Regions from separate parts of the Mus musculus genome. Here region 2 is linked to region 1. Evidence: chromatin loops called from intact Hi-C (ENCODE). Cell type or tissue: heart. All regions are shown on one strand. Links, peaks and the distances in the headings refer to the core of each region. The heading gives the core; the rest is flanking DNA. Region 1 has its middle 46 kb from the start of 9130015L21Rik. Region 2 holds the start of Mafb (v-maf musculoaponeurotic fibrosarcoma oncogene family, protein B (avian)).

What was found. A loop is a pair of places that touch in the nucleus more often than their neighbours do. Peaks named below come from ENCODE experiments on the same cell type or tissue, not always from the same donor. Only the 100,000 strongest peaks of a DNase experiment are listed, where the experiment ranks them.
Region 2: it touches region 1 in a loop (11-fold over the local background); 15 of 42 quality-filtered maps call a loop at or near these places.

Annotation. Positions count from the first base shown.
Region 1 is chr2:160,058,179-160,068,090 of GRCm38, forward strand. No RefSeq gene overlaps it. Among named protein-coding and RNA genes, the nearest start is that of 9130015L21Rik, 46 kb to the left of the region's middle. In heart, for the core only: a CTCF peak has its summit at 4,573 (motif pointing right); no DNase peak of the experiment used is centred there.
Region 2 is chr2:160,363,509-160,373,420 of GRCm38, forward strand. Mafb (v-maf musculoaponeurotic fibrosarcoma oncogene family, protein B (avian)) reads right to left here and starts at 3,557. Exons shown (of 1, transcript NM_010658.3): 1 at 169-3,557. The coding sequence starts at 3,168. The coding sequence ends at 2,197. In heart, for the core only: a CTCF peak has its summit at 4,553 (motif pointing left); DNase peaks (open chromatin) are centred at 3,643 and 4,523; H3K4me3 peaks cover 2,500 bases; H3K27ac peaks cover 1,520 bases; H3K27me3 peaks cover 1,154 bases.

The DNA of each region.
Region 1 (9,912 bases), core at 3,104-5,603:
ATCAAGGCCAGGTGAGGCACCCCAGTAGAAGGAAAAGTGTCCCAAGAGCAATAGGTCCAACATCAAGCATTCTATGCCTTCCTGTAATTTCTGATGAGGACCACCAGTCCTAGGTATTTCTTCAGTTGTAGTTGTATCACTCTTGTTCCTAGTTCCACTGTCACATGACCTTCTCTCAATAAGGACAACAGTCACTGGGTTAGAGAGTTCACCCCTTGACTTCCTCCAAACTTGATTATACCAGTAAAAACCCTGCTTCCTAATAAAGTTCCATTTCTAGATGCTGGAGACCAGGACTTGAAAATACCTTTTGGGAATAAAGAATTCCAATACAGATCTACAGATTGAAAACTTCTGGATGGATTCTATGGAAGTCAGGATCCATGGCTGGGACTTGGCATTGCTCCAACAGACGAGAGAAGGTGCTAGAAGAAAGCAGTCATATTCCTTCTCGTGGAAGAGCTCAGGGCATGGGCAATTGCACGTGTTTGCTCATAATTAGACCAGATCACAGAAACCCAACCTAACATGGGTTTTAGGCACTTAACACCCTTTAATCCCAGAGGGAAGACTCTCCATGCCTTGTTACCCAGCACCTCCCTAAGATAAATATTTCCCTCTCAACCTCTTCACTACTCTTAGGTCTCTGGCATTTAGACTCTGCCCTTTAATCTCCCTTCCTTATCAGACTATCTAGACCCCACCACATCAAAAGCCAATTCTCTTTTCTCTCTGTCTCCTTTCATGATCCATGGAAGGGTGAAGAGGAAACTCAGATTCCGAGTCCACAGCAGCAGCGCTTCACAAAGCAAGAGTGCTCTGTCAGCAGTGTTAACAAGATGTGGCTAAGCCACAGTCCCAGGGTGAAGCTACCTCTGCTTACCTCTGATGCAAATCCTCCTCCTGCCCAAGACGCATCTGATCAACAATTTCTAATGTCGCAAATAAGAGGATCAAGAGTCACAGTCACGGCAATGGCGGCCGGCCGTTCCTCTCCCTCTGCCAGTCCTTTGACAAGCAGTGAGATCAGCACCAAAGTTCTGAAATGTCCAGGCCGGGTGGTTCCCTGAGAGGTCTGTAACTTAATTTTAGATGGAAACTTTCATTCAAACCTGAGAGATGGGGAAAGCAAAAGACATCTGCATCAGCATGTCTCAAATTACCATGTGCATACAGAGCACCTGGACAGCTTGTTAAAATGCAGATGCCTATTCAAAATGTCCTAGCTGGGGTCCAAGAGTCTGCATCTCTAACAAGGTTCTTAGAGATGACCTCGATGTGAGTCTTCTCAGGTATTATGGATCTATCTATAGGAGTCACCATCCATTTTTACAGCAGCCTGCCTAGAGTTCTGTGTGTTTGTTCCGGCCAGAAGAAAGTCAACTGTCATGCACACCCTTCTAATACAGAAAACTACACAGTAAGTCTGAGATCCCCATGCCATTCAGTAAACTGGCCTTCATTTTGAACCACAAGTAAGTCTGTTGATGTTTTCCTAAACATTCTAACCAAGGTCTTGCCCTGAATATATATCTTTTTTAAAAATCTAAGGTTCTAGAAGAAATATGTCTCTTCGGCTTCATAATATGTTTTTGTTCTTTTGGCTTTCCATAGAGGTCTATATGAAACCCAGTTGATTCAGCACTTGCTACAAGCCAACAAGAAAAAGCTGGAGGAGTTGAGGTATGAGAAAGATTCGTACTGAGCTGGCCATTTATTTCAGGAGAACACATCGGCCTTCTTGTTGCCAGCTGATTGCTTCTTCATTGGTCCCCATCACTGATGCTAAGTCACACGATCCTGGTGGAGACTCAACATCGAGTCAAATAAATATACTTCCTCGATCGCCCTAGACTGTGTTTGCTGCTATTTAAACTGGGTGTTCCTCAAAGCCACTGGTGAATCCACCATTCACGAGAGAGCCCATTAGGCTCCTCTCAGGGGGTACACCCAACACCCTTTCCTTTACCTATTATCAAATCATGAAGGCAGAAGAGAAGAAACGGAAGGATGGGATCCCTCAATTACTGATCCCTGGGTCCCCCAAGAACTACTGCCCACTCATGTCCTGTGTGAAGCAACTTCCTCTCCTAGCGTCCAGATGTGGACTCTTCATTCCTGACAGTAAGAAAGGGTGTGGCCACTGCTGAAGAGAAATGGTGAGTAATTTCCAAATAAACTGTAGTGGTGCCAGAATCAGAGTCTTTATCTCAGCCCATGAGCCCCCAACCTTTAAGCAGCAGCAGTAGAAGGGAAATGACCGCAGCTCTATGTCACGTGAAGGGGCCAGCTCCTTCAGACCCTGCAGGTGCTGTGGTCACGTGATGAAGACTCAGGAACCACCCAGGGTCTTACTCCTCACTTTTAACCAGCTCTAATTGGCTAAGTTTCTGAAACAAGGTTCTTAGCTTCCTATGCCTTGGCCTCTTCATCTGTAAACAACACAAAGCTGCTGTGAAGGGGAAAGGAAGTAATGTGTTATTACTGTCCTAAGTCCTTAACTAATGGGAAGTACTCAAAAACTAGCAAGTACTATCATACTCATTTTGTTATTCCTATTCATTCTCCCTACAAATACAGCTTGCCTACTTCTTCATATCTACTTTTTCCACAATCTGGGTTTAGAGAAACACTATTCAATACTATAGTTGTCTTTTTCTTTTCTTTCCTTTTCAATTTATTTCCCTTGGTGGGATAGCCAGGATATCAAGATTTTCTAATGGAATAGCCACTGGAAATAAATCTCCTTGGGTTCTAGAACAAGTTAATTTTGGATAGGCTAATAGAGAGGTCTGATCTTAGGAATGAAATTAAACAGGAAGGTTAGTATGTTCTTAAGAGCTTGGTATGGAAAAGATCATGGCCCTAAAGGGCTCAATGTTACAAAACACAAGTGTATCTGGCATGACTGCATGGTGAACACACACACACACACACACACACACCCTTCATTGTGTGATACTCAGTGTGGGAGACACAGTACCAATCCAAAAGAGTTGGATTCAAATCTCAGGTGTTGCTTACATGGGTAATGTGGCCTTTGTCAGTTTTCTTCACATCCAGATTTCAATCTTCTTGCTTTTTTGAACAGTGGTTGCTCTGTTTTGTGAGAATAAAGCATGCAATGTAGTCATAAATGAAGTAAAGGCTGATGATATCAATCTGCCCTTTCATTCTTTCTACTGACTTGCCTCTCCATCTCCCTTCCTTTCTCTCCCCACCCCATCCTTTCTCCCTCTTTAAGAAACATCCTTAACATTGATTTGTCTGCTAGTTATTCTGAAAACAAAACAAAACAAAAAACAAACAAACAAAAAATCCTTTCCTTCACTGTCCCTGACGACGTGCCTCATTTACTCTAGCCCTTGGTCACTGAACTAATGAAGGAAATCATCATTGTGGGGATTGTAGAGCAACTAAGTCACACAAGTGAGTAGATAGTGGGATTCTCAAAGGAGGTTACAGATGGTCTGGACGTTAAAGCTTCTTAGAGCAGAGGAAGGAACTGTTTCATGTAATGTATGGGGACATGAACCAGTCCCTGCTATGAAGGCATGGAATATCAGAAACATATAATGTCCTTCTCTCTAATACCATCAGCTCCACACAAAGCTGTTTCCACTCCCGAAACCGCTCTGCTCTTCTCTGTAACCCCTACTTCATGGTCCAGACTTAGGCCTCTCATGCTTGATCATTTTTTCAGCACGAGTTATCTTAGCCCAGGTTGTCGAGCTCTCTGCACCACGTAGCCTACCCACTCGTCCCACGTACTTTTGAAAATTAATCCAAAGGGAGCGCCTATATCAGAATCACTTAGAAGGTATTAAAACATTGCTGACCATATTCCCACTTATGATGTACTGAATCAGAATGTGAAGAGAGGATACAGCAGGAGCCTGCCTTTCACACGATCCTCGTGGGCTCTACTAAACACTCAAGATCACTATTCTTGTTTCATTGACATTGATACATAACAGCTTACCTCTCCTGGGAGTTTGCTGAGTACCCTTTATATACCAGGCGTACTGCAAAAGTGTTCCACATACATCATCTTTTCAAAGGGTCATTAATCTGCACACTGGTCTGAGCCAGGCCCAAACATTCTTAAGCTTAATTCTCTCAACAGCTGTATCAAACAACTACAGAGCATGTCAGAGGAAGAATCCCTGACTGTGTGAGACATGGGACCAGTCAGTTTTGAGGATAAACAGAGCAGCAAGAAGCTTATGGTACTGTCCTGGGGTTTGGGTATCAACTGAAGACTGTCTTCTGTTTATATTGCTGGAGCAAGATGAGACAGATATTGTCAGCATCACAGCATAGGATCAGCTATTTTTCCCCCACTGGAGCCTCTAATCCACTAAGGAGACTGCAACCCTTTTAGTATCCCTCCTCGTTAGTGCCTAGATATCCCATGCTTCATACTCTCTATGTGCTCACACTTTAGACGCACCCAGCAGAAATCCTGACACGTGGATGTTAAAGTTGCCCAGGACAGCAGAAGTGCTGTGAACTGAGGTCTCTGGGGCAAAACCAATAAATAACATCTCCTCTTCCCTACCCCACTAGAGGGCACAGCCTCCCTGCTGGGACTTCCTCCCAACTATACCTTCCCAACCTCAACTTCACCACTCAGGAACAAAGTGCCTGATCCTTTGTCTTAGAAGGGTCTGTTTGCTTCTATGTCAAGCCTGACTGAGCTACACTTTTAAGTACCCAGTGCTGGCTTATGAAAAGTTGCCAGGCTAAGGCAGGTTTGGCACACCTCCATCCCTTTGTTAGAAGGAAGTACCTAAGGCCCATTGGCTGAGCTAATACCTGGCAGCTGTCAGATCCATGACATCAACTAGATAGTGTTTCCTGAGCATTTACTATAGCCCAGGTCTGAGGAAAGCCCTTGGCATGGATTATCTCATTTTTTTCCATTCTTCATTCCGCTGCCTGCTTATAGAGCTGATCATAGAATATCCTTATTTGTACTCTTCAGTGAGCTCCCACTGTGCTTACAAAAATCAGACCCATTCCTGCATACAACCTCTGAGGCCATATAGGACCCAGGACTACATGTCTCTGTCTGGCCTCTCCCCCTCTCCCTACTACACTCTAGCAAGCTAGTGATCATCACTACCAGCTGATGGGGACACTTGTCAGGGCTCAGTGTGAGCTCGTGCTTGTTTTAGAGTCTGTGGCACAAGTTTGTGGGCTGCCTCTGATATTGAGTGGTTGTTCCCACCTTCTTGGTTGTCATCCAGGCTGGAAAACATGAAGGAGCCAATTATTATTCACTGTGACTTCACGCAAACCACACAACGACACAGACATCCACCCAGAACACTGCTCATTTTGCTTTTAAGCTTCTCTGCTGCTCATGCTACTCCTTGCCAGAAACCTCTAGTGGATTCTTCTAATTAGTATGGTTCCCCCGTAAGAACAATATGACTAACTCCAACCAACCAAAGAGCCTCCTCCTCTAAATGAAAAGGGCCCTGGCTTCTCTGGAACCCACTGGATATCTACCCTGAAGGAAATGCAATAGTGTCCACTCTCATTTATCCAGGAAATGTCCACCTTGGCATTTATCAGAGGGGAAGACCGAGGCTTGGGGATATAAGGCAACTTTCCCAAAGTCAGTGAGAAAGCAAAATGTTCTCTAACATGAACTGTTCTTGAATGAGAGGCTGGATCTGGGTTAGAGAGGCTGCCATTGGATGACCTGAGTACTCCTAAGAAGCAGCCATGTTACAGTGTCTGAAAGATAAATTCTGTCTTGTAGCTTTGGCCAACCATGAGACCAGGCTCAACTTTATCTCTGATACCTCCACTGCCTGATATGTTTCCTAACATTTTCTTCCATCCATATCTTTAATTGCGGGTTGTCCACAGTTTCCCATCCGTGACCACACCAAAGACAAAGGTGATTCCAAGCACAAGCTCTGGTTATCTCACAAAACAGGTGCCATCCTCCACAGCTTAAGCACACTATCAGGCTGGTGGTTTCTCCCCTCATCTTTGCCCAGTGCTCCAGTCAACAGCATCTTTGATCAGGGTTAAAGTTAAAGCCACTTCTTGGCTTTTCTTTCCCCAGCTTCTACACTTTCAGTCCATTCTGGATAGGAGGACCCAATATTCTGAGGCTTAAGACTCAACCCCAACCCAGGGAAGACATAGTCTAAGCTGTTACTTTGCATTCATTCTGCCTCCTGTAATCCTATGTCTCCATTATTTTTCTGATTACCTTCTGTTCTCAAGAGTTGCTGGAAACCAGACTAGCTGGGTCCTGTTCCAGGATACCTGCTTTCATATGTTTAGGGTCTACTGCATGGTATTTGGATATACATATACAGGGACAACAAATATCCACTCGTGCAAATTAGCATCTCCATCATTTTGCATGGTTTCCTAAAATCTACTCCTTGAGGAACTCCTCCCTGTGAGCTACGGTATTAGTGACTACGCTGACCTTGTGTTCTGTTTGCTCTCTAGACCTGTGTTACTGGCTATACCTAGTGACTTCCATCTTTTACTCCCAAGTTATCCAGTCACATGTTTCTACCCCTTTTCTATGCATTTGTTTGTTATTTTAAGATTTTACATATAAGGGGGGGGTGGTCCTGTTATATGTGTCTTTCTATATCTGGCCTGCATTATTTAGCATGTCCTCTAGGCTCCTCCATGCTGTAAATGACAGGATTTCTTTCTTTTATAAGGATGACTAACAATGCATTATCCACAGATAGCTACACTACATTCTCTTAACCCATTCATCTATTGATGTATATTTATGCTGTTTGAATACCTTGGGTATTGTGAGTCATGCTACAGTAAACATGTGGGATCAGATATTTTTATGTGCTGCTGACTTAATATTCATTGGGGCCACACCAAGCAGAGGTTTTGCTGGATATATAGTAGTCCTGCCTTTTACATCTTTAGAGATTTTCATATTTTTTTCTATAATGTTGTACCTACCTACATGGGCACCAATAGTGGACAAATGTTTCTTTTTTTCCCTGTCTTTGCCAGCCTTGCTTATCCTTACCTTTTTGATGATAGTGGCACCACACTAAGAGATATGAGAGGGTATCCTGTTGAGGCTTCTGTTTACATTTCTCTCACAGTTCAAGCTACAACTGCTTAATAAAGTATCCAGGCAATCCAAAGTCCGCGGGAGTCTGAGTAGCCCTTATTATATAATATGGATGTCAACCTAGGACTGAAGTCAACCTTCTTCTCTACCTTCAACTTCCTCACATGCCCTTGAAATGACACTTTTGTCATTTGGCCCTTTGGCCATAAGCCCTCTCTACTTATCACTAAGAAATGCCTGCCCTTCTTTCCTGGCAACTTGCTTAGCATACCTCTAGAAAGCCTCCCTTGGCTTTGAAAGGCTGACCAGTGTTTGTGCTCCCTCTGTGTCCCTAAAAGCCATTTGTTTGTCATTATATGACATAGCCTCACTTCTTCACTGGTGTCAGAGCATCCCGAGCCACCCAGGCCAGGTCTTCTGCTCTAGATTGTATAGGAGGGGGTTGGGGGGGGATAGGTAAGGAAGGAAAAACTAACAATGAATGAGGCTAATGTCTCCATCCAGAATTTGCAGGTGAGGATAACAAAGCTTGCAAAAAATAGTAGTGATGCACTCACTGTGCTTCTGATTAATGGCAGAGCTGGACTTCAGCCTCTAGCCCTTCTGACTGCAGAGGTATTGTTAAAGGTATCACACTGAGAGCTTCAGACAATGGTCATTAAGCAGCTGATGATGAACCAAAGATGCACTTCTACAGCTGGGCCTCTCCAGTCCCTTTGGTCCCCTCTCTCTTGCAGCACATGCATTCCTCTGAGCCACGCCTTCTATCTGGAGTGACCCTGGTCTGAACCCCCGCAGTATCATGTTTGGGATCCATTCACCACTTAAATTTGCAGGCTTGCTTTCCACTTCCACAGAAACATAGTCAGAAATGACCCTGCACCAAACACCCATCAGAAACCTGTGTGCAATCTGTCTTTATTACTACGAAGAAAGGTTGTCCTGCGAGGCACGGAGCAGGAGGTGGGGGAAGGAGAAATTAATTGAATGTCAAGTTTCAATTGTTGAGTCACTAATCTAATCGGTGACAACTTTAGCCTTTTCGATGTACAGCTTAGCTTTCCAAAAAAAAATTAGAAATATCCTCTTTTCCAAAAAGCTATTGGAGAAGAGATAATTACCCCAATACAATCTGGGCTTATTCTCAGAGTTGTGAGCTCTTTTTTTCTTTTTTTTTTTCCTTTTAAACACGACAACATTTCCTACATGTGTTCAATGAAGCTGAAAATGCTATTTTGATAATGGGCCCACAGAACGTTTAACAGGCCGGGATGACAATGTGAGACTTTCTTGGGGAAACAGGAAGCAATGGAAAGCTATAATAGGAGTCATTAGTGGGGACTTGGGAGTCTGCTGGAGACACTGGTGCAATTCTCAGCTTTACTGTTTTCTTAATAAGGCTCTTTGGAGATCAGATTCAAAGTGTCATGTCACCAAACCCCAGGCCCTGAGCCCTGTCCCTGCATTCAATCAGAGCCTCCCCGTTGTCCAGATAGAAGCCCCCTTCTACAACCCCTCCCCTCAGTCAGCCAATGTTGCCTGAATTCCTACCATAGTGCAGTTTCCCTCTGAGCTACTGACAGTGAGCTAAAAATAACCTTTGTCCCTATACTCCCCAGCCCAGAAGAAGACAGACAAAAAGGAGAGAGTTGGTGGGGTTTTGTTTTGTTTTGTTTTGTTTTGGAGTTGGGTTCTGTGTGAACTGGTAGCACATGCTCTGTGGGAGTAGAGACTACGGAGCAGTCAAGTCCATGGTCTTGAAAGATGAGTAGGGTTTCCCCAGTGTGAGAAACTGAGACTCCTTCATCTGGCTTCATGCCCACTCTTGCCTCTGAACTGAGGCCAGAAAGACGGAATCACATGCTCAACCTTGGAAATGAGAGTGAAGTCCAAGCTCTGGAAATTCACTGACTGAAAATAGTTCACTAAGGAGAAGGCAGAGCCATTCTATTAAGCAGAGTGAACAGAGCAGAGGACGGGCAGGAGAAAATGGGATCTGTATACCAAGCTGGTTAGCTCTTAGAGCTGTCAGCAGAAGCCAGACCAGCTCTGAAGCCTCCTTGACACCTAGAACTGAGCCCCAAAGGGAGTTACTCCCAGCAGAGTCAGTCTCCACCAGCCTTGGTTTCCTAAATCAAAGCCAGTTCTCTTCTAGACAAAGGGGAGCAAGCATGTCTTTCAAGACCTTGGTTCTCTTAGAGGACAGGGAGGTAAAAATTACTTTAATCTTTCTTTCTGGTCTCTGGAATAATGAGGAAGAAGACAACCAGAAGCTGGGCATCTGTAAAAACTAAGGCACAGCCTTCTTCAGACAAGGTAACCATGCTAAGTAAGCGGCCAAGGTTCAAAGAACTGATAAGTGATTGCCTATATGGTGAGTTAACATACTTAAGTACTCTCACACACAAATAACGTAATATTCCACAGACAAAGATGTAAATAAGGTTGATGTCTGAGAAAGTTTGTGGTCCTAAGAAGCAAATTCCAAATTAGCTTTAAGACTGAGAAAAGAAACGGTAACTATGAAGTCCAGGAGTGACCATAGAACTGATAAGATTAAAAGTATTCTCAATGAGGAAAGAAGAGGCAGTCCGAGTGGTCCCCAGCTAGCAAAGCCCTATGACAGGTACAGTCACATAGAGAATGGGATGCTCTTGTCCCTTTAATTGATGTCCTAGTCCTGGAAGCCGCCTCCACCCAAGTTCAGCAAAAGCACACGGCTGAGTTTTCCTTGTGGTTGCTTTGGTTTGGCATGTCAGTTAATTTTGTTTGGTGGAAAAAAAAAACACGAAGTGGCTGGTTCTGACGTCGAAATCTGTGCGGTT
Region 2 (9,912 bases), core at 3,231-5,730, 310 kb after region 1:
TAGGGTGGAAAACAGAGAATACATTTGAGGTTCACATATAGCACACACAGTCATACCCTGGAGAGAGTTATCTGCCCACCCTGAGTTTGGAATTCATTGCCAGAGAATGTCCCAAACTTGATGTCCAACTCTTGAAACAAGAGAGTTAAAGTCATGCAGACACGGAGTCCTCTAAATAAACACCATCTACATGGTTTTAATAAGCAAAATAGGAAACCATTTTAATAACCAAAAAACAGAAACCAGTCTGAATTAAAACTACAATAAGACTAGATTTTAATATTTTCATATCATAAGCAGGGGGTTGAAATTGATCCCTTATTTTACATGAAATTAAAAACAATTTCTGTTGCGTTGCGGCAAGTTTGATTTCAACACAGTTGAATCAGTAAAAACCAAAGCTCGTTTCCGATGCAGGACGAATATCCACAATATTTAAAACTGCAAGCACCATGCGGTTCATACAATCTTGTTATTTACTGTAAATTGTATCAACTAATACAAACTCAAAACAAACAAACAAAAAAGCATCCAGCCAGCAGTGCCAGCAAATTCAGGTGGGGATTTTTAAAAAGTCCGCTTTCATTTTGGTATTTTTTTTTTATTGTCAGTGCAACCGAATCCTCTTACTGACCCGCAGAAATGAAAGTAACAGTAAAGAAAAACACCTAGACCTCCCCTATAACTACTGTACAACGGAAGGGACTTGAACACCACCATTAAGTCTCCCTGCTCTCCAGACAGCAGAGAAACATATAATGCACTGGTCTAAAGGACACACTTGAGAGTTGCAGCGTTAGTTGCCAATGTGTGGGTTTCTAGTACATTCTAAGAATGGCTGTTTGGCTCAATGGGAGCTCAGATCATCACACGTAGCAAGAGGTGGAAGAAATCTTTTCACCCTAAGCCCTGGGGGGAGGGAGTTTGCAGTTAGCGCTCTTCTAGAGGATTCCAAACCAGCCCTGGGTTGACTTCTTAGGACGCAAAGCCTGTCTTGTTTTCTTCGTGTGTGTGTGTGTGTGTGTGTGTGTGTGTGTGTGTGTGTGTGTGTGTGTGTGTGTGTGTAGAGGAGCAGTCGTGGGTGTGTGTATGTCAATTTGGCCCCAAGACCCAACAATAATAAAGGACACACTCCTGCACGATGTGGATCTCGGCATCTGTCTCTCCCTTAGCTTTCCCTCAACAAAACTTAAAACTGAAGTGGGAAGGACGAGGGGGGCGAAGAGATAATCCCAAGGATTCCCCGGACAAAGTTGGGCTTGGTGGGTTTTTTCTTTCTTTTATTTTTACTTACAAACAAAAATGGCATAATAATAAACCCAAACAAAGACTCAGCTTGCTGCTACCTTCTCAAGATGGTTTGGCCGGGGCGGGTAATCTACAAGCCGGCCGGCGACTGAAACTCTGCTCGCTCGCTCGCAGCCGCAGGAGTTTGGGAACTGCATCCCTTCTCACCCAAAGAAACAAGGGGGTTATGATTCATGATCAACAACATGCTAAAGTTAAACAAGAAAATGGTACAAAATAGAAATTATTACCATACATGTCCAGCATGCAGGATTAATATTTTTAATGCAGATTTTCGTATTTTTCTATATAATCGAGCAGGCATTAAAACTGATGAGATTTTTTTTTTCCTTCGCGCGCCGAAAGTCCTAACTGAGGCCCGCGTCTCCGGCTGAGAGCCAGTGTTCTCCGTACTCTGGACAGACAGATCTGTCTGTTTTTCCTTCCTTAGCTCAGCCTTGCCTCGTGCCCACGGGGACTCCAGAGTCCCTCTCCTCTCCTCTGCTCTTCCTGGGACGAACTGAGTCCTGGGCTGCAAAGCGGCGGCCCTGGCACTCACAAAGTTCTCAGAGCCAGAAGTGTCCAGACGGCCTTGGCGACTCCTTGGAATAAGCCTCGCGGCCTTCCAGCTTGGAGAAAAGTTACTCCCGGACCTCGCACCCGCCCGGGTTTCTCTAACTCTGCCCAAGTCTAAGAGGCTGCGCCGCCCTGAGCTGCCCTCTTCTTAGCCAAGGTTCTCTGCCCGCCCGTGCTCCCGCCTGACTCCCGCGACCCGCGCGTCCTTCCTCCCTCTAGCTCAAGTCAAACAGGTCAAGGCCGGGGCCATGGCAGGGACAGGGAGTCCAGGGCTAGGGGCGCAGAATAGGGAGTCTGGGCCAGGGCAAGGGCGGGGGCCGGACCCGCCAGGACTCACAGAAAGAACTCAGGAGAGGAGGGGCTGTCGCTGGTGGAGCCCGCCTCCCTGAAGCCGGAGTTGGCGAGTTTCTCGCACTTGACCTTGTAGGCGTCTCTCTCGCGGGCCAGCCGGGACACCTCCTGCTTAAGCTGCTCCACCTGCTGAATGAGCTGCGTCTTCTCGTTCTCCAGGTGATGTTTCTGCTGGACGCGTTTATACCTGCACGACTGGGCGTAGCCCCGGTTCTTCAGGGTCCGCCGCTTCTGCTTCAGGCGGATCACCTCGTCCTTGGTGAAGCCCCGCAGGTGGCGGTTCAGCTCACGCACCGACATGGACACCAGCTGGTCATCAGAGAAGCGGTCCTCCACACTACCGTTGCCGCCCGCAGCCGTCGCCGCGGCTGTTGCGTGCGGTCCCGGCCCCGGGTGGCTAGTGGGTAGCTGTTGCGCGGGACTGGCAGCGCTGGACGGCGGGGGCGACGCTTGGTGATGATGGTGATGGTGCGGGTGAGCGTGCTGGCCCAGGTCATCGTGAGTCACACCTGCTCCTGGGTACCCGTGGTGCGGATGAGGGTGGTGGTGGTGGTGATGGTGGTGCGCACTACGGAAGCCGTCGAAGCTCTGCAGCGGCTGGGGCACTGGGTGCGAACCGATGAGCGCCTCCACCGCGTCCTCGGGCGTCAGGTTGAGTGCCTCGGGGTTCATCTGCTGGTAGTTGCTCGCCATCCAGTACAGGTCCTCGAGATGGGTCTTCGGTTCAGTCGGACTGAAGCTGGGAGAAGAAGGCACGGAGCTGCACGGAGTGCTGAGCGGGGTGGACGACACCGAGCCAGCAGGCTGCAGGCGTGTGCATGGCCGGCCCGGACGCTCCGCGCGCCCCAGGGGCTCCTTCTTCACGTCGAACTTGAGAAGGTCGAAGTCGTTGACGTACTCCATGGCCAGCGGGCTGGTGGGCAGCTCTTGCCCCATGCTCAGCTCCGCGGCCATCGCTAAAAGCGAGGCTCAGCCGCCGCTGCCGCGGGGAAAACTTTGCGGCCGGCCGGGACGCGCCGAGCCAAACGCGGGGGCGAAGAGCGGCAAGCCGGGGAGGCGGGGAGCCGAGGGCGCAGCGGGCCGGGGCCGCCGGCCAAGCCTTTGTCTGGGGACGCGGCGGCGCGCCGGAGAGTCCTCCCGAGGCTGCCTGAGCTGCCCCGGAGCTTGGGGCTGCGAGCGCGCCGGGAACGAGTCAGGTCGAGCCGGGGCAGGGTAGAGAAGCCGGCGAGGTGCGCGCAGGGGCAGAGGGGAGGCGCGGGGCAAGCGCCCGCCGCTCGCTCTCCGACTCTTTGGCTCTAGGGCTTTCTTGCTTGCAGCCGCTCGCAGCCCGGCGGTGCAGCTGTGCAGGAGCTGGCGCCGCCGCCGCCTTTTATCGCTTCCTGATGTCACTGGAGCGCGGGGGCCCAAGCGGCCCGGCGTGTTGGCCAATGGCTGCACGGCCCCCGCGGCCCAGCGACGCTGGGCGGGGCGTGCCTGACAGCTCCCCCGCCCCCCCGCGTCAGCTGACTGGAGACCGGAGGAGCCCCGAAGCCGTTGAGGCCTGGAGGAGGGCTGGAGCCGAGTGGGACGGACCGCCTGGTCCCAACCCCCAACACCCTCTGAGTCGAGGTTCCCGCACGCTTGCCTTCAGTGCGCGCCCCACTTCTGGACCAAGCCGCCGTTCCCACCCCGCTGTCTGCACTCACGCCTCCCTACATACTCTTTACACTCCCACCCTCGGCCCGTGTCACCCCCAAGTAGGCTCAGAATAAGCGCCCGGGATGTCGCTTCCCTGGCCCTTTGTTCCCAAGCGGCCCCCGCCCAGTGGGCGACGCTCCGTGTGTCCTCGGCGCCGCGGGCCGAGTGAATGTGTGTGGTGCGTGCCTGTGTTTCGGTAGCTCTGTCTGCGCTAATGTATGCGGTGGGGGAGGGCGGGGTTGGGGCTCCAAGAGTTCTGTTCAGATCTAACTCTTAACCTCTAGGAAGGTTCCTCGGGCCAAGAGACGCTGTTCCTCTCTTAGCCGGTTCAGTGATTGAGCTCAGAAGACAGAGCTCCAGTGGTCTCGCAGCTCCGTGCATTCGCCACCCCCCCACACACACCCCCAAACGCTCCCAAAGAAGATAAACAAACAAACAGAGTTGGCCCAAAGGCTCTGAATACCTTTCACTTGCCAGTCGTGTGGAAACCTTACAACTCCGAGGCTCAGAGCCGAGACCAACACCGGTCTGTGCACTCAGTGGCTCTGGGATGCTGGGGAACCCGGCCCTGTTTTTGTCTGAACGTTTTGTAAGGATTAAGCTGATCCAAGCTTCTGACGGCTGCAAGGAGATTCAAACAGGCATAAAGTGCGACCCCAAGTGGCCACGGTGCGCAACGGCGCCCTGAACCGGTTTGTTCTTTGCGGGAGGGAAGGCTTGGATGGCGTCTCGGACCCGTGCAGGTCCAGCTAACTGATCCGGCCAAGCCAGGCCTGAACGCAGGCTGTGTGCGGCCTGAAAGCCAGGGCAGACTCCTCTGGAACTATGCACAGGCCCTCCGACCCCATCTTTGGACTCAACCACTAACCCTCTCTGCTCACCTTTTCTGAAATTCCATATGCAAGCCTTCCAGGTGTGCTTGTGGGCTACTCCTCTCAGGAAAGGTCCTGAGCTGGGAAGATCAGTATTCTAAACTGAAAACGCCAGGTGACGAAGGTTCAGGGCTACCGGATGAGAAACTTCTCCGGAACGCAGACGGGAGGAGGAAGGCAGAACACTGGGCTTTCAGACAGGGCTGTTGGGCGCCGACAGAGACTCCCTGCCCTGGGCCAGAAGGGCAGGAAATGTGGGACTTTCCTCAGACCCCGACCCCGACCCCAAAAGTGAATAGATGTCGAATTCGCTGGATCCGGAGATCCGACCCGGCTCCCACGTCGCTTTTTGCTTCCCAGCTCAGGACGCGGAAAGATGAGCGTCAGAAAGCGCGCTGGGTGAGTGTGTCCTAGCTGCTGGCTGCACAGGACCTGCCCTCCAACACCGCGCACGGGGGGCTAGTGACCCGCAGCATTGACAACCAGACCAGACCTTTTCCCCCCTTTTAACAGAAAGAAAAATTTGCTTCCAATCAATAAGAAAAGCCTTTCCCCCCTTCTTAAATCCTTAGGGAAGGCGGGGTAGAGACTGGTCACAGGAGCCTAATTTTAACCAAATGGGTGTATTTTAACTAAAACTTCACCTAAAAGGTTTAGATCAGTGAACTGCTGGGGAAATCTCGAGCCCTTTGGAGAAGTGCGCTCTCGGCAGAAATGATTCGACTGCCTAGGTAGAGAGCCAGGGCGGTTAGGCTGAACCTCCCACAGATGAGATGGGCGATGAGGACACAGACTCTCGCCTAAGAGTCGCAGCTGCGGTCCTGCGAGGAGAGCGCGCTCTCGGACCTCGGCTCAGCCAGGGGACGTTGAGACCATCAGGTTTAGAGTTCCGGGTCTCTGCAAACCGGGGTTTCAGGCTCGACCACCACACGCATACTCTCTTAACACTCATGGGGCTCCAGCTTTAACCTCGCCCCACTCCCCCCACCCCCAGTCATCCGAGACGCAGCGCTTCCCGAGTACGCGCCTCACTGCAAACCCTCCTGGGAACACCGGGGAGGGCAGCAGAGCAGGGCTTGCTCCCGCGTGTCTCTGTCATCACGGAGGGCTCAAACCCCACTTCTCAAGAATGTGGCCCTTGAAGAGGACTCTTGTGGCCCCAGACCAGTAATTGTAAAACTCCAGAAGAAGCGCTACTCTCTCAGGCTTGGGGGACTCGGCCTTTGTCCCGGCCGTTTTTCTCCTCTTTGTCCCCGTGACTATCTCTGTTGTAACCACTCTCTTCCTCTGAGCTTTAGATGAGCTATCTCAGCGTCTCCTAGGTTCACTTTCCCACCCCCCAACCCGTTTCCGTCCTGGAGTAGCCCCTCCTTCCAGAGAGAGAGAGAGAGAGAGAGAGAGAGAGAGAGAGAGAGAGAGAGAACACCACACTCCGGTGGGCGCAAGAGTGAAACAGGAGGGTTGCCCCAATTGAAGGCCTTTGCTCGCAGCCTATCCCATTTCAATGGTCCAGCCTCCCCCATTCTAATTCCTATGCGCTCTGCTGCATGGTTTTGGAACTCCTGGGCTAATGACCTTTCTCTCTCCAGGCTGCCACTGCAGACTCAGTATTCGCGTGAGGATTCCTCCCAGTCCATGGTATCACAGCAGGACAGGACAAAGGACTGGTCCCCCCAACCCTGAAAGGCAGGGGAGGTGGAGAGGGTTCAGGGACGCATTTTAACTCGGAGCCCAACGCGCAATAAGACCTCGATGGGTTGTTGAAAGAAGTGGAGAAGCAAGGGGAAAGAGGCAGGAGGCCCAGGCACCGAAGGAAAGCCGGGATTGCCAGTGGCCAGAGCCCCTGTACCCAACAGTTCCTACCTAGCGCCTAAATACATACTTGAGGATTTTTTTTTCTCCAAAGCAAGCCCTGCTGCATCATCCTTTAACTACATCGCAGTGATGGAAGGACTCGGAAGGGTCCTAGATACTTGGCCTTGAGGTACTCTTATTTTAGGAGCAAAAGTTACTCTCCAAAAGAGCAAGTATGAGGTTCTCTCGACACTGCCTTCTTCGTGACATCTCTGCCATGCCATCAGGGTAATTTGATAAATACCCAGCGGCGCGCCTTTCAGCCTGCGCTTTCGGACTAGGGCGGCGCCCTGGCACCTGCGCTGAGGTGCGTGGCTCTTCCCGGTTTCCCGGAGGGCTGCAGGTGCTTTGTGAGCAAGTAGGCGGATCTGCTCTGCGAGTGTAGGAGTGAGATTTATGGCACATAGGAGGCGCGTGCGTGTGTACGTGGTGTGTGTGTGTACTGGGTGAGTGACCACATCTTTCTGCATGTAGAAGTTGGAGACTTGCAGCCCCTTACATAACAGGGGCTGTCGGAAGTCACCAAGCAGAAACCCTTGGACTTCAGGGCCCCAGGGCCTGCGTTTTACTGGGGAGGGAGTAGCGTTTGGAAAGAAAAACAAGAAAAACCTCAAAAGCCTGCCTTTGGACATTTTGTTGCCCAGACTTCTCGTGTAGCCCTGAGGTCTGCGCTATCTTCACAAGACCCCTAGAGAAGATTCCCTGCGTTGCCTGAAAACCTCTGGAAGTCTGGCTTCCAAATGCGTGGTTGGCTAGGGCGTCCTGCCCTCCTTCTTCCTCCCTCTCCACAGTAGCTATCACTTCCACTTAGTCCCTCCTCGCACAACCTCCATCAAAATCCAAAGCAGCACTTCCAAAAAGGGCTGGTGCTATTCTAGATCCTGGTACCTCTGGCCCTGTAGCAACCACAGTAACACCATCTATCTGCCCAGCGGGGATGGAGAACCCCTCCAGCGCACAGCCAAGAAGCCTGGATTTGTTCTACAGCAGCAAAGTGCACTTCTTTTTGCTTTGTTTTAGTGTGTCAGAGAGATCATTTTAAAATTCACACCAGGCTCACATTCCATAACCACTGAGTAGTACAGCCTCAAAGAGAATTTGAAAGGTCTATTATTCACATTGCCATTGGATTCTGATACTCACATCTCTCATAGGCAGCAGCTATCATTATTCCTACTTTGCATAGATTGGCTGGCAATTGTCCTACGAGTTTCACATTCATAAAGGGCCCTGAGATGGCCAAGCTCACCCAAAGGCATAGGGGAGGCTCATAGAGGTTAAGTGCTTCATTTAAATGTGCACAGAGGTGATAAAGCAGAACTTCTGACATCAGTCCTGTGCAGTGGGGGGAAGGGTTTTTCTACCTTGAATGAGCAGTGACCCATGGACCCAGGTGTCTGTACACTTCTGGCTCCAAAAAGTTGGAATTTCCAACTCTCTGTAAGACTACTGACTGATCTTGTTAACGCTGAACCTCTTCCGGATTCTAAGGGAAGTGCTTTACTGCCTTGTTGTGGATGTCACAAACACCCCTGGGTCCCTTCTCTACCCTGATTGTGTGGGACCAGTAAGAAATCAAAGCAAAGTGGGAAGCCACAGGAGTGAAGACTTGCAGTCTTCACTCCTGTCCCTTACCCTTGACCTCCAGACCACTGAAGTTGACTCTGGATCTCAACCCTGACTTTGACAGTCCTGCCTGCGTCCTGAGTTTGATCTTTAGTAGGAATTAATCTCTCTTAAATATCTGAGAGACAAAAAGGAGAGAGAGAGAGAATAAGAAGGGGGGCTTTGGAAGACAGAAGGAAAGGGGGAAGGAGGGGAAAAGAAAGTCGGGGAACTAAGAAAGATAAGAAGGGGGAGACCTTGACCCAAAGCCACCATTAAAGAATCCAAGCCCACATCCTGGTTTACCTCTCAGCCTCAACAGAACCTTCTTCCTCCACCCCCAAAGGCTCTCTGGTTCTCCATCTGGTACCTCCCCTCATCCATAGCTTAAAAGACAACAGTGGCTTTGGCTATGGACTGATTGGTTGTGTTTTGCTTTCCCATAAAGCAATAGAGCTAGTTAATCTTGGCCTATGAAACTGATTGTTCTGTCTCCTCCTCTCCATTCCCCCCAAAGGAGCAGAATGTGATTTCTTCCACCCTGACTTGAATTGTATTTATCCCCCATCTCATAGACACACACACACACACACACACACACACACACACACACACACACACACAAATGCTCCAGGCCACAGGGCCTTTGCACATGACACTACCCTCTACCCAGAATGACTTAGTTGCTTGCCTCTGAAGGAGTTAGAAAAGGTAGGATGTGGATCTTCCCAGGCCTTAGGAGGATTTAAGTTGTAGTTGGGTGAAGAGGTCCTTAGCATTCTTGGAAAACCACATACAATAGTGTCAGACAGTAAATGACTTTCACTTGAGAAAATGCAATATAAACAGTGATTATTGATCCACACAGATGATTGAAACACAATTGAAGAAACAACCTGGGGTGACCTTGAGTTTCTGTGTCCCCAGCAGCCAGCATAAGACCCATAGCAGGAGGGATCCAACCACTGTTATAGAATGAGTGAATGAATGAGTGGGTGGGTGAAGGAAGGAAGGAAGGAAAGATGGAAGGAAGGAAGGAAAGAAAGATGGAAGGAAGGAAGGAAAGATGGAAGGAAGGAAGGAAAGATGGAAGGAAGGAAGGAAAGAACTGGGCAGACTCAGAGAATTGCTCAGACCTCTCCTGCCTATCCCAGTAACTTCCTCTCCCCTATTCCTAGCACTCATTCCTGAATCAAGCCTCAATCCTTCCTTCCAGTAACCCTAAAATGACCCAAGGAATGGGGGTGATTTGGTTCCCCTAATGCATGGACGTTCTTGATTTTCCCTTCTTTGCCTGGATATTCTTCCTACTGGGGAGCCAATTTCTAGCTACTTAGGAAGTGAACAGCACCCTTCCATTACAAAAGGCTTATAAAATGATGCTGATGTTAACCAGTGATGAAGCTAGCCTCGGGTCAGACAGTTGCTGCTGTGGCCACTAGCTTTTTCCTCCTTTTTTTTTTTTTTTTCATTTTAAGATGAAATACACAAGACAAATGAGCAAGACCAGCTTCCTGAAGTAAACTATGCAAGGATGTATCTGTAGCATCGATGTCTCCAGCTTCAGCTAGCTTAGTCTGCTCAGTAACCTCCGTGTCAATAGACTCACATCTGCTTCTCTCCTGATAATGCATGTGCAGCATTCTGCCCAGTGGATGCCCACTCATTCTTCTTTTGGTTTTTCTTCTTC